Linked DNA regions of Homo sapiens: region 1 is linked to region 2. A link is an interaction called in ENCODE POLR2A ChIA-PET data of the cell type or tissue named here. Cell type or tissue: CD4-positive, alpha-beta T cell. All regions are shown on one strand. Each heading gives the region's core, and the rest is flanking DNA. Links, peaks and the distances in the headings are about the cores only.

The links. ChIA-PET counts read pairs that join two places held together with the same protein. Peaks named below come from ENCODE experiments on the same cell type or tissue, not always from the same donor. Only the 100,000 strongest peaks of a DNase experiment are listed, where the experiment ranks them.
Region 1: POLR2A ChIA-PET joins it to region 2 with 5 read pairs; 4 of 35 experiments call an interaction of 5 or more read pairs at or near these places.

Annotation. Positions count from the first base shown.
Region 1 is chr3:101,388,649-101,393,040 of GRCh38, forward strand. The region is part of intron 6 of SENP7 (SUMO specific peptidase 7); the gene reads right to left. Among named protein-coding and RNA genes, the nearest start is that of IMPG2, 70 kb to the left of the region's middle. In CD4-positive, alpha-beta T cell, for the core only: no CTCF peak of the experiment used is centred there; a DNase peak (open chromatin) is centred at 1,723; H3K4me3 peaks cover 803 bases; H3K27ac peaks cover 598 bases.
Region 2 is chr3:101,519,273-101,523,664 of GRCh38, forward strand. It overlaps the pseudogene ARB2BP. Among named protein-coding and RNA genes, the nearest start is that of SENP7, 8.3 kb to the left of the region's middle. In CD4-positive, alpha-beta T cell, for the core only: no CTCF peak of the experiment used is centred there; DNase peaks (open chromatin) are centred at 2,059 and 2,179; H3K27ac peaks cover 2,540 bases.

The DNA.
Region 1 (4,392 bases), core at 77-4,076, 130 kb before region 2:
AAGGAAATCCATAAAATATCTGAAAAAGAATTCAAAATAATGATTTTTTTAAACTGAGAGAGATATAAGAGAACACAAATAAATAATATGAAGAAATTAGGAAAACAATTCAGGATCTGAAGGGGAAATTCAGGAAATAAATAGATATCCAGAAAAAAAAAAGAACTAAACAGAAATCCTGGAACTTAAGAATCCAATTAATGAAACAAAAAATACAATCAAAAGCTTCAACAATAGACTAGACCAAGAAGAATTTCTGAACTTGAAGACAGATCTTCTGAAAAAACAGACACATAAAAAAAGAAAAAAAGAATTAAAAAATGAAGAAAGCCTACATGACATATAAGACATCATAAAATGACCAAATATTCCATTTTCAATGTCCCAGAAGGCAAAGAGAAAAAACAAAGGGATAGAAAACATACTTCAAGAAATAATAGCTGAAAACTTCCCAAGTTGAGCAAAAGATTTATTTTTATTATTTTATTTTTAATTTTTACTTTTTTAGAGGTGGGGTCTCCCTCAGCCACCCAAGCTAGAGTAGAGTGGTGCAATCCTAGCTCACTGCGGCCTTGAACTCCTGGGCTCAAGCAATCCTCCCACCTCAGCCTTCAAATCCAGCAAGAGATTTAGACATACAGACACAGGAAATACAGAGATCCTCAAATAGATACAATACAAAGGTCTTCTCCGCAGCACATCATGGTCAAACTACCAAGTCAGAGACAACAAGAAAATTCTAAGAACAGCAAAAGAAACATGTCTAGACACTTATAAGAGAATCTCCATCAAACAAACAGCAGATTTCTCCACAGAAAACATGCAGGCCAGAAGAGAATGAGATGATATATTCAAAGTACTAAAAGAAAAAAAAAACTGCCAGCCAAGGATACCATACCTAGCAAAGTTATCCTTCATAAATGAGTAAGAGTTTTTCCCAGACAAGCAAAAGCTGAGGGAACTCTTCACCACTAGACAGGCCCTACTTACATTAAATGCTTAAGAAAATCCTACACCCAGAAGCAAAATGGCACTATCTAAAATAATGAACATACCTAAAAGTACAAAACTAACTGTTGAACAGATATACAAATGAAAATGACAAAGGAGTTGAACACTGTCACTACAGAAAACCACCAAACTGAAGTGATAAATGATAAAAGTGGAAGAAAGAAAAAAAGGATATACAAAACACCCAGAAAACAATTTACAAAATGCAGGAGTTAAGTCCTCATCTATTAATAATAGCCTGAATGTAAAGGAATTAAATTGCCAACTTGAAATATATGAGCCAGGCACAGTGGCTCATGCTTGTAATCCCAGCACTTTGGGAGGCTGAGGCGGGTGGATCACCTGAGGTCAGGAGTTAGAGACCAGCCTGACCAATATGGTGAAACCCCATCTCTACTAAAAATACAAAAATTAGCCAGGCATGGTGGTGGGCATCTGTAGTCCCAGCTACTTGGGAGTCTGAGACAGAAGAACTGCTTGAACCTGGGAGGCGGAAGTTGCAGTGAGTCGAGATTGTGCCACTGCACTCTAGCTTGGGCAACAGAGCGAGACTCTGTCTCAAAAAAAAAAAAAAAAAAAAAAAACCCAGAAAGACATGAACTGGCTGAATCCATTTTTTTAAAATGACCCAATTCAACTGTATGCTCCCTACTCACGTCACCAATAAAGACATACATTGACCGAAAAAAAAAAAAAAATACATTCCACACAAATGGAAACCAAAAGCATGCAAGAGCAGCTATACATACATCAAACTTTAAGACTGCTTTCGGTTTCCATTTGCAAATTTTAAGTCATGCTTTTGGTTTCCTTTTGTAGACTTTAAGTCAAAAACTGTAAAAAGAGACAAAGAACTACATTATATAATGATAAAGAGATAAGCTAAGAGGATATAATTCCAAATATACATGCACTTAATATTAGAGAACACAGAAATATAAAGCAAATATTATTAGATCTAAAAGAAGAGACAGACTCCAATACAAAAATAATGGGGGATTTCAACACCCTACTCTCAGCAGTGGACAGATCATCAAGACAGAAATTGAACAACAAAGTATCAGACTTAATCTACACTATTGATCAAATGGGCCTAACAGACATTTACAAAACATTTCACCCATGGCTGCAGAATATACATTCTTCTCATCAGCATATGGAACATTCTCCAGGATAGACCATATGTTAAGACACAAAACAAATCTCAATAACTTTTTAAAAATCAAAATCATATCAACTATCTTCTGAGACTGCAATGAAATAAAACTAGAAATCAGTAACAAAGGAACTTTAGAAACTGTACATGGAACTTAAACAACATGCTCCTGAAGAACCACTGGATCAAGGGAAAAAATAAAAAATAAATTTAAAAAGTATTAAAACAAATGAAAACAGAAATACAGCATACCATAACATATGGGATCCAGCAAAAGCAGTGCTAAGAGGGAAATTTATAGCAGTAAACACCTAAATCAAAAAGTAGAAAGATTTCAAATAAACAACCAAATGATGCATCTCAAAAAACTAGAAAAGCAATAACAAACTAAACCCAAAATTAGTAGAAACAAAAAGATAATAAAGTCATAGAAGAACTAAATGAAATATAGTAAGAAAAATTAAAAGGATCAACATAATAAAAATTGTTTTTTAAAGACAAACAAAAATCACTGGCTACACCAACCAAGATTAAAAAAAAAAACAAGAAAGAACACTGAAATAAATACAATCAGAAACAAAAAAAGGAGGCATTAAAACTGATACCACAGAAATACAAAGAATAATTAGAGGATATTATGAACAAGTATATGCCAGCAAACTGGAAAATCTCAAGGAAACTGAAAAATTCCTAGAGACATACAACCTACAAGATTGAATCAGGAAGAAAGAGAAAACCTGAACATACCAGTAACAAGCAACAAGATCAAAGCAGTAATAAAAGGTCTATCAACAAAGAAAAGCCCAGGACTGGACGGTTTTATTGCTGAATTCTATCAATCTTATAGAGAGGAACTAACACCAATTCTTCTCAAACCACTCCAAACAACTTAAGAGGAGGAAATTTTATCTAACTCATTCTACAAGGCCAGCACTACCCTGATAACAAAACTATACAAGGACATGAGAAAAAAAGTTCAGGCCAATATGAGCAACACAGATGCAAAAATCCTCAACAGAATACTAGCAAACAGAATCCAACCACACATCAAAAAAGATAATGCACCATGATCAAGTGAGATTTATCTCAGGGATGCAAGACACACACAAATCAATAATTGTGATACCTCATATTAGAACGAAGGGCAAAAACCATGTGATCACCTCAACAGATGCAAAAAAAGCATTTGATAATATTCAATATCCCCCCATGATAAAAACCCTCAAAATAATAGGCACAGAAGTAACACACTGCAACATGATTAAGGCCCTATATGACAAATCCACAGCCAAATTATACTGATTGAATAAAATCTGGAAGCCTTTCCTCAAAGAACTGGAACAAGACAAGGATGCCCACCTTCACGACTCTTATTCAGCACAGTCCTAGAAGTCCTATCCAGAGCAATTAGGTAAGAGAAAGAAATAAAGGGCATCCAAATTAGAAAAGAGATAGTCAAATTATCCCTCTTTCCAGATGACATGACCATACATATAGAAAAACCTAAATACTCCATCCAAAAACTAATAAATTCATTAAAATTGCAGGACACTGAATCAACATAGAAAAATCAGTAGCATATACCAGCAACGAACTAGCTGGAAAAAAAATAAAGTAATTCCACTTAGAATAGCTACAGAATAAAATAACTACGAATAAATTTAACCATAGAGTTGAAAGATCTCTAAATTGGAAATTACAAAACACCAATGAAAGAAATTAAAGAGGACATAAACAAATGGAAAGATATCCCAAGCTCATGGATTAGAACTAATAGTGTTAAAATGACCATACTTCCCAAAGTAATCTACAAATAAAATGCAATCCCAATCAAAATGCCAATGATATTCTTCCTAGAAACAGAAAAACCAATCCAAAAATTCACATGGAACCACAAAAGACACCAAATAACCAAAGCAATACTGAGCAAAAAGAACAATGCTGGAGGCATCACACTATCTGACTTCAAAATATATTACAAAGCTATAGTAACCAAAACAGCATGACATTGGTATAAAAATAGCTGGGTGTGGTGGTACACATCTGTAGTCCCAGCTATTCAGGAGGCTGAGGAGGGAAGATTGCTTGAAGTCAGGAGTTCAAGGGTACAGTGAGCTATGATCATGGACTGCACTACAGTCTGGATGACAAAGCAAGACCCCATCTCTTTAAAAAACAAATACATAGACCAATGGAACAGAATAGAAAACCCAGAAATAAATCCC
Region 2 (4,392 bases), core at 208-4,207:
GTTTGTCTAGCTTTTTACTTGTTGTTAGGACTGAGTAGCAACTTCCAAGATTTTTACATGCCAGTCTGGAAACAAGAAGTCAACAAACATCACCATTGAAAATTTTGAACAAGGTTGTGACATCCCATTAGATTGTTTCACCACGGCCTCGATGTAAAACATTTTTGGATTTGCTGGGCGCGGTAGCTCACGCCTGTAATCCCAGCACTTTGGGAGGCCGAGGCAGGTGGATCGCCTGAGGTCAGGAGTTCGAGATTAGGCTGGCCAACATGGTGAAACCCTGTCTCTACTAAAAATACAAAAAATTAGCCACGCGTGGTGGCACATGTCTGTAATCCCAGCTACTTGGGAGGCTGAGGCGGGAGAATAGCTTGAACCTGGGAGGTGGAGGTTGCAGTGAGCCAAGGTCGTGCCATTGCACCCCAGCCTAGGGAACAGAGCGAGACTCTGTCTCAAAAAAAAAAAAAATTCTTGGATTTTTGAAGCATGGATTTTTGCCGTGCATTGCATCCATTTTCAAGGCTTTTTTTTTTTTAAAGGATAGTTAAGTCTGTCAATTATTTACACTTTAGAAAAAGTAAATTAATTACGTAATAACATCTGAGAGAGAGGCTGGGCATGGTGACTCACACCTGTAATCCCAGCACTTTGGAAAGCCAAGGCAGGAGGATCACTTGAGCCCAGGAGTTTCAAACCAGCCTAGGCAACATAGTGAGATCCCATCTCTAAAAAAAATTTGTTTTAATTAGCCAGGCACGGTGGCATGTGCCTGTAGTCCTAGCTACCTGGGAGGCTGAGGGGGTGCTTGCTTGGATGTCTTAAATCTCTTTTAATATTTTTTTTTCCCTGAGATAAGAAGGTCAAGGCTGCAGTGAGCTGTGATCACACCACCACGCTCCATCCTGGGTGACAGAGTCAGACCCTGTCTCTCCAAAATAACACCTGAGATCAGCAAAGACTAGAAGCATTTTTCATAGAAAAGGAAGGAATGGAGAGCAGTGTGGATAGTGCTTTGGACAACCAAAAACCTTTATAAAGTACCTGTTGCGTTAGAGGGGTCAGAGAATAAGATTTAGAAAGTGAGAAGGGAGTTAAGAAATCTTAGACCAGCTTATTGAAGTGGGGAAAAAAATTAAAAATTTAGGTGTGGTGGCTCATGCCTGTAATCCTAACACTTTGGGAGGCCGAGGCAGGTGGATTTCCTGAGCTCAGGAGTTCAAGACCAGTCTGGCAACACGGTGAAACCTACTAAAATACAAAAAAATTAGCTAGGTGTGGTGGCATATGCTGTAATCCTAGCTACTTGGGAGGCTGAGACAGGAGAATTGCTTGAACCTGGGAGGTGGAGGTTGCAGTGAGCCAAGATCACACCACTGCACTCCAGCTTGGGCAACAGAGTGAGACTCCATCTCAAAAAAAAAAAATTAAAAGAGATTTAAGACATCCAAGCAACCACCATTTGAATTTTGCCTTAGGCCTAATAGCAACTCAAGTTGCACTGAAAATCATTTTGAGTGCAACTTATTGGAAGTAGGTTGTAGCTTGCCAGTGTCAGTGTTAAGAAATTAAGAAGGGAGAGTGTTAATATATCTGTTAAGAGAGTGCATTTGAGAGTCAGCCTCATATGCAATCATTTCTTTGATAGTTGTCTGGCTTTAGAGAAAGCCACTTAACCTTTCAAAGCCTTTTTTCCCCCGCTTTAAGCTCTACCTACAGCAACTAAGTTAACTTCTCATCTAGCCTATTTTTTTCCTTCTCAGACATCAGAATAACTGTATCTTCTAGTATTCGCTGAATTGATCATAATCTCCATTGCCTGATTCACATTTCACTCCCGCTTCTATCTTCTGCCGTTCATTTAACAGCAAAAGTTATTAAATATCTTCTGCAGAAATAAATGAAGACCAACCAAATGAGAAAAGCCTATTTATTCTGAGCCTGCTGTAGCAAGGGAGTCCACCACTATCACTTGCGTTTTGGCAGAGACTCAAGGCAGGCAGAAGAGTAGGAGAGCTGTATAGTGGGGGAAAAAAGAGAAGACTTCGCATTTGCCCTGATTGCAAGTTGTCATGGGGAAGCTGTAGGTGAGCTAACTAGAAATGGGGACATCTTGCGTGATTGGTTAGGGGTACATATTTGGCTCTCTCTGGTTGGTCTCAAGTTGGAAATAGGGACAAAATTACGAAAGCTGTCAGTTATTAATGAAGTTCTTGCCATTTGGCACCAATTGTTATAGAAGTTACTGGTTAGTTTCCTGAATTTTCACTAGTGATAGAAATCTGGTTTCCTGCCAGTCTGACATACCAGACTGACTTCCTGAGTTGTTTATTGTAAATGAGGGGTTGGCTTCCTGGGCAGGTTGCTGCAGGTTATGTCAAAAAATCCATATTTACATATGGTCTCTCCATTGTCTCTTCATATATTCAGTCTTTCACTGCTTTGAATCATTCACAATTATTTTGAATTGACGTCTTTACCATAGGTTAGAAGGTTAATGTCTTTCTGACATGCTTAATTTAGCATCATGTGCCATAGGAAGAATTTGGCAAGCTGAAATTTTCATTTTACTTTTGCTAGCACTTATATACTATTACTCTTTTAACTTTCAGTGGTTACCAATGACACAGGAGCTGAGCTTCCAAAAATTTATTGAACAATCTGACTTACTAGGAGAACTTAAATATGACTTCAATGAAAAAGATGAATTCAGACATACTGAGACACAAAGGCCTTTTGTCTTTAACTATTATGAAAATGTCCTTGAGAAAAATAGCAAGCGCTACCAGGCCCTTGGCCATTTGCTTGAACAATACATTTATGAGCTTTTGGAGAAAGTGTGCAAATTAGAAAAAGTATATATCCCACCTGAGGCTGATAAAGAAGAACCAAGAAGCTTCTTTTTCATGAGCGAGAAAGCATTAACAAATCACCATTCTGCTCTTCTTATCCTTCTTCAAGACCATGGGGTCTTTCGAGCTGGTCAGTGGAGTCAACAGGCAATAATACATCATGGTCTCCAACATGGAAGTCAGATACCATGTATTCAAATGGCATTGCAGGCACACTATGATGTAATTGTGCTAAACCCCAATGATAATTTTGTGGAACCAAAGGTGGAAAAAGAGTGGAAAGGCCTTTTAACACAAAATATTGAGTCATCTTCTCTAAAAATGGTTCAAGGTGGGAGCTTTTTCTCTCTCCAGCATCCTCCCAAATGCATTCCAAAAAGATGCAGCAACACCCCCGAAGAACACACGGCTTACATATGGGATTACTTCATTTCAAAGACTGAAGGCAAGGATATTGCCTTCATTGTACATGGTTATGGAGGCTTGGTTTTTATGGACTTGCTTGTTCGTAGAAGGTGGGAAGTGATGAGCAAAGTATATGCTGTTGCACTTATCGACTCTGAACATCACGTAGGACACCAGCTGGGAAGTGATGTACAATTATTAGCATGGATAAAGCACCACTGCCGTGAATGGGTGACAAGTCCTAAGCCTTTGGATAAACCTGCAGCTACTGTTTTCAAAAAGGAATTTCCTATGGTTTCTGCTGGCACAGAAAAGTACATCTTAGCCCCTTCCTCTAGCCTTCAGTCAATTTTTAAGTACTTTAAAAAAGCTTTAAAAGCCAGAACAACCATTAATTTCTCTCGAATGCCAATAGTGACTAGAAGCTCCACAAAAAGAAAGCAAAGTGCTTAAACTACTTTTGTCATCTAAGATTTTTTTGTCCTTCTGCAACTTTGCTAATACAGATTCTGGAAGAAAAAAGAACACTTTCAACTCACACACAATATGATGTTCTGGCTTGAGGTTTGATTTGTTACTTTTTATTATTTGGTTTTTATGAGGCAGGGTCTGACTTTGCTGCCCAGGGTGGTATGGAAATCTGGCCTCAAGCGAACCTCCCACCTCAGCCTCCCAAAGTGCTGAGATTATAGGCATTAGCCACTGCACATGGCCATGGCCAGGTTTGTTGCTTTTTTTTTTTTGGAGGAGGAGGAGGAGGAGTCTCTGTCACCCAGGTTGGAGTGCAGTGGCACCATCTCAGCTCACTGCAACCTCCACCTCCTGGTTTCAAGCAGTTCTCCTGCCTCAGCCTCCCAAGTAGCTGGGACTACAGGCACATGCCACCACGCCCAGCTAATTTTTGTATTTTTACTAGAGACGGGCTGTTCGCCAGGCTGGTCTAGGACTCTTGACCTCAGGTGATCCACCCACCTTGGCCTCCCAAAGTGCTGGGCTTACAGGCATAAGCCACTGCACCTGGCCATTTTGTTGCTTTTTTGAAAAGTGAACATATTCTCTCTTTTGTAGCCTGTTGATGAACTGGGAATTCAGTGTCATCATTAATATTTTACAGTGTTAGTTAAGTGTGAAGATCTTT